Regions from separate parts of the Homo sapiens genome. Here region 1 is linked to region 2. Evidence: chromatin contacts called from ENCODE Hi-C or POLR2A ChIA-PET data. All regions are on one chromosome and are shown on one strand. Each heading gives the region's core, a stretch centred on a gene start or an enhancer-like site at or near the end of the contact. The rest is flanking DNA. Distances are from core to core; before and after follow the strand shown.

Region 1 (2,700 bases), core at 99-2,598, 60 kb before region 2:
TCCTCAAAATAGGGATTCTCCAAATAATTCTCTACAATAATGAACAGGAAGTCACAACGGCAATGCTAACCTTCTTGTGAAATATAATCACTACCAGATATGTTGTGCCTGACACAACTCCAAGTATTGTATGTGTTTAACAAGGCTTCACAATAACCCTAAGAGGTACCTAAATTATGCTTCATTTGCAAATACAGAGACACTCAAAAAGGTAACTTCATTTGGTCAAGGCCACCCACAAGATTATGAGCTGTTAGGGACAAAATCAAACCTGGGGCTGTGTGACTCCACAGTTCATACTCTTAATTTCTTCACTCTAGTTTCATGCATATAATTTTTTAAAGGCTTACTATCCTGGAAATTACCCCAAAGGTATTTTAGTGGTCGCATACATTTCTGTCTAGAAGCAGCAATACAAAAACATAATGCATCAAGGACACAATCCCTTTTTCTGGGAAATGAACTTACCTTTAACAGAAATGTTGAAGGGCTTTTCCACCATCCCAGCCACTGTGTTCACACTGCAGACCCAAACTCCTGAGTCAGGGGGGAGGATCCGGTGGATGGTGAATATGGCTACTGAGAAATGATCCGTATGGTTAAAGTCTTTTGGCTGAAAAGGTCAAATACAAAAAAATAAAAACTTCTAGGGAGGCATAAACGCAAAGGTCCATAACATTGACCCCATCTCATTGTTTAATAAGAAGTTTCCTAGGAGAGATCAAGAAGCTAAATGTAATGCTAATATAATTATTGGCTTATTTCCAAAGCTATTGTAGTAGCCCTGAAAGTTTATTTTGGATTGATGCCCTGTCAGATCCTGCTGTTGTATTTGTGTGTTTAGGAGTACGGGGTAAACACTTACAAGCAAGACACCTGAAGCATGATTTCTTTTAAACTCCTCCTCATAAGATTTGTTCCTTTCCTATCTAACACAGAGATGGCTGCGTGGGAGGACAAAGTGACTTCCTAAGTGTTTGAGAGGCTGTCAAGTGGGGAGTACTGGAAAAATCCAGGGTTCTGAAGAGAGATGGACCTCTGCCATTTTTTTTTTTTTGAGAGACAACAAAGTCTTGTTCCTTGGCTCAGGCTGGAGTGCAGTTGAGTGATCATAGTTCACTGCAGCCTCAAACTCCTGGCCTTAAGTGATCCCCCCACCTCACCCAAGTAGCTGGGACTACAGGTATATGCCACCATGTCCAGCTAATTCTTTTTTTATTTTTTAAGAGATGGGGTCTTGCTATGTTGCCCAGGCCGGTCTCAAATTTCTGGCCTAAAGTGATCCTCCCACCTCAGGCTTCCAAAGCACTGGGATTGCAGGCATGAGTCACCGTATCTGGCCTCTTTGCCATTTTTGACCAATTCCTTAGTTACTTAACTTCACCCAGCCAGTTCCCACTTCCGCCAAAAAAAAGAGACACTAGGCAATGTTAAGTAAGAAGTTACATATAGTTATGGCCAACCTTACTAAATAGTAGCCATTACTTTCATTAACTCATGAAAAAGCCAATAAGATTTTGGAAGCCATCAATTGGCTTCTTCTACCTGATGGGTTGTTTGAGTGGAATCAGGGACATTGAAACGTGGACCCTAGTAATGGTACATTCTACATATTCCTCCCTCAGAAGGTCACTCATACCTGCCTCTGGTCAAGCTGATTTTGGTCATCTTTGATAGAAAAATAGGATAATAAGTATTTCTAAATTTTTAGATTAAAAAATACATCAATATCCTAAGGATCACTTTCAACACAAGAGAAATTTGGGGTGGCTCCTGTCTCTGCTGCATTTGGTATAGTTGGGAGAGAGAAGGAAAGCATGTTCGAAAAGTAGCTTGATCCTTTTAAACAAAAAATAACTGCTGTGATATTACCTGACCATGGGTGAGCATCAGCAATGAAGGCAAAGGGAAGAGGTGGGTAGAAACCCAATGAATGCATTCAGACCTAAGGGATCCCGTGGATTGTAGTTTCAGAACTGGGGAACTCTCCTCTTCTATGCTCCCCTAAACTGCTGCTCCAAAGAGCGTAATAGGAGTGGACCGGTCATCAAAACTCCATGTCCTGGTTGCACTTGGTAGCACGTAAATCTGCTGATTCATGGGTTGCAACACCACCTTACTCTCCTGATATGAGTAGTTAGAGATATGGGGACACTGCGAGAGCAAAGCTTTGCACAGATTGACACGTACTTCTCCCCATACCAGCTGGACAGTCCTGCAGGATGTGTGCCATCCTTGGCACCCAGCTCTGTCAGTTCCCCAGGAGGCATATTCCCAACCATGCAGAGCAGTACTGGCCAACAGAAGAAATCAGTGAGGCTGCAGTGAGTCAGTTCTGCCTCTCCAGGAATAGGGCATTTTATCAAAGCCAACAACACACTAGCCTAGGAGGATAAAAGCACTGAATGGTATCTATCATTTAGTGGGGTGATTACTACACTGAAGCATCTCATGCTTTAAGAAGGGCAAATTAAGAATGGCTCTTACATGGAGCACTGTCCCATCCGGCTTCACCAGGGTCATTTCTTCATTAGTAGGTAGCGGCCAGCCAGAAGCTTTGCAAATGGGATTAAATTTACCACTGTTTACTTCTATATGATCTGGCAAATCCACTATCTTTGGGGTCATCCTCTGTATGCCTGAAGGAAGAAAACAGCACTGTGAAATCTAATATTTAACAGAGCCAGCAGCAGTAGTAAT
Region 2 (2,700 bases), core at 107-2,606:
GCACAGAGTCCCTGGATAAACACATTCCCAGGTGAAGCAGAACTTCTGCTCAGCCCTCATACTATAAACAAGTGTCCTTTTTGTGATATATTTAGTGCATTAGTTTTTAATATTTTTGTGCTCTTTATTGCCATTTTCACCATTTACAATGGTCCCAAGTCTAGTGCTGAAGTGCCATCTACTTCTTAAACATCACAAAGCTGTGATATGCCTTAGGAGAAAACTTATGTGTTAGGTAAGCTTTGTTCAGGCAGGAGTGCCTCTGGCTATGAGTTCAATGTTAATGAATCAGCCACGGAGACCAAATGGTTTGTCTTTACACCAAGACACAAATAAAGCAGGGTTATGTATTAATGTGTTGACGAAAATGTCGTGACCAGAAGCTTGCAGTGACCCTAACCTCGTGTTCGTGGTTTACAGAACATAAGCACCATGAATAACAACAATCTACTGCATGTCTAGCTGTGACCCCAACAAAAACCTCCTTAGCTGCAAGTTTCTGTGTTTTTTTCTGTTTATATCTTCTGAGTACCTGACTCAGTGTTGGGCACAGAGTAGAAGCTCAAAAAATATGTATAGAATAGAAAGAGTTGGAAAGAAATGAGATGTGTTGAGAGAGGTGGGATGGAATGGAACAACATTTATACAGATTCTTGGAGGCAGGGTACTCTTAGGAGCAATTACCCTAGTAGCACAGGGAGATACAAAAAAATAATGATAGTTAATATTATATTGAACATTTGTTATACACCTATATTTTGCTAAGCATTTGACATGCTTCAAATCATGTAACCCTCATTAAAGGGTAATATTGTTATCCTCATGCTACAGAAAGGTGAAACAACTTACCCAAGGTCACACAGCTGTCACATTTTTGAATGGGGCTCCAACCCAGATTTATCTGGCACCGGAGTCTGTGTTCTCAACTGCCTGGGCATAAGGTGAAAAGATGGGCTTGGTAGGGGTTATAAGCCATGAGTTTCATTAGAAAGATCTCTAGGAGAGAAAAAGGGGGCCTCTAATAGAAGCTAGTCTTAGTCACCGGCTCTCCTAGCCTGAAAAAGAAGACAGTGATGCACTTAAAGGTGACTTTTTCCTGGCTGGCAACAGCACTGTCTTTTGTTTGATTCCAGAAGCAGCTGGCAGAACTCATGTATTACTCATGCTGCAATCATAATTTACTGATGGGCTTCCATACTCTAGAGTTACTCAGCAGTCAGAGCTGTATCCAAGCCTGTTAGGCGATTACTACAGGCTTCTGAATGTGGCTGAGCTTCTGCAGCTGTTGTGTGTTTCTGGCTCCAGCTCCACATCTCTTGGCAGATGGTTTGTGTGAAAAGCACTGCTGACTCTGGGTGTGAGATACACAGGGCCGAGGCGGGTGGGGAGACCAGGCAACACAATGCAAGCCCATGCTGGTTGGGTCTTGAGTTTGTGGCTATGATGCAGTTATGAGAGAGGAAAAAGGGGACTTATAAATGAGCGACTGGGGACTGTTCCGAAGGTCACTCCTTCAAGCCCTTCTGCTGGAAGAGAATCAGCTGACACTAGGCCAATCTGCGAAGTCAACCCTAACCCTCCTATAGCCACTCTGGTGGGATAGACCTCATATGCACAGGTGTTGATGGTTAGATGGATTAAATATTAGTACTGTCACTAATTTTCTTTGTGTTTTCTAAATTTAAGCATTGTTCTAAATGGTTTATAAGAACTACCTGAATTACTTGCTCCTCCCTCCAAAAAAAACCCATGAGGTAGGTACTATCATGCTGCATATTTTACAGATGAAGCCGAGTGAGTTGCACCACAGTGCAAAGCTAGTAGTTGTTATAATAGGTTGAATTATTGGCCCCAACTCTCCATCCTTCCTTGCTTCCACATTTCTGCTTTGGCCTCGTTGTGGGCAGAGTGTATTTCCCGTCCCTTGACTTTGGGCACATCACTTTGGGTGTGACAACATGCTAGTTCTGAGCCAAGGCCTTAAGAAGCCCCACTTGTTTACTTGTTTCTACTTAGCTCTCTTGTGTTTCTAACATCACGAGTAAAACATGCCCTGAGTGATCCGCTGATCCAAGAAAGATGATATGTGCGCAGAGTCATCCAGGAAACCCACATACCTACAGCAAGGAGCAGAGCTGCCCCAGCTGCTGCAACCTGAAGCAGAGCTACTCAGCTGTGTCAAGCATAGATCAGCTGAACCTTGAATGAGCCAAAAACATGGGAGTAATTATAAATGTTGGTTTAGCCACTGAGTTTTGGGAGTAGTTTGTTACATGGCAACAACTAACTGATACAGTAGTAAGGCTGGGATGCAAGCTCAGCCTGTCTGACTACACTGTACGTGCATTAAGCTGTAATTTACATTGCCTTCCATGCTCTTTTAAAGTGAAGAAATTCGCCAGCTGCGGTGGCTCACGCCACCCACCCGGCACTTTGGGAGGCCAAGGAGGGTGGGTCACCTGAGGTCAGGAGTTCAAGACCAGCCTGACCAACTTGGCGAAACCCCATCTCTACTAAAAATACAAAAATTAGCCGGGTGTGGTGGTGTGCACCTGTAATCCCAATTACTCAGGAGGGTGAGGCAGGAGAATAGCTTGAACCTGAGAGGCGGAGGTTGCAGTGAGCCGAAATCATGCCATTGCACTTTTGCCTGGGTGACACAGTGAGACTATCTCAAAAGAATAAATAAAATGAAGAAAT

What was found. Hi-C counts contacts between places; a loop is a spot of excess contacts on that map. ChIA-PET counts read pairs that join two places held with the same protein, here RNA polymerase II (POLR2A). Pooled maps may share reads with other maps.
Region 1: a loop to region 2 is called in a map of mammary epithelial cell, with 4 times the contacts of the local background. The contact joins two enhancer-like sites. A Hi-C loop is called at or near these places in 27 of 168 maps with a recorded cell type or tissue (IMR-90, MCF 10A, PC-3 and 15 more) and 15 of 50 pooled maps. POLR2A ChIA-PET finds 5 or more read pairs at or near these places in 3 of 52 experiments (AG04450, MCF 10A and endothelial cell of umbilical vein).

Annotation. Positions count from the first base shown.
Region 1 is chr9:27,183,398-27,186,097 of GRCh38, reverse strand. TEK (TEK receptor tyrosine kinase) reads right to left here. Exons shown (of 23, transcript NM_000459.5): 8 at 2,488-2,639; 9 at 469-613. Among named protein-coding and RNA genes, the nearest start is that of TEK, 76 kb to the right of the region's middle. Within about 2 kb of position 1,348, at least 3 of the 41 ENCODE cell types and tissues checked have a DNase peak (open chromatin) inside an H3K27ac peak, as active enhancers do; they include endothelial cell of umbilical vein and gastrocnemius medialis, where a contact is called at or near this core.
Region 2 is chr9:27,123,772-27,126,471 of GRCh38, reverse strand. All of the region lies in intron 1 of TEK (TEK receptor tyrosine kinase), which reads right to left. Among named protein-coding and RNA genes, the nearest start is that of TEK, 16 kb to the right of the region's middle. Within about 2 kb of position 1,356, at least 13 of the 41 ENCODE cell types and tissues checked have a DNase peak (open chromatin) inside an H3K27ac peak, as active enhancers do; they include endothelial cell of umbilical vein and gastrocnemius medialis, where a contact is called at or near this core.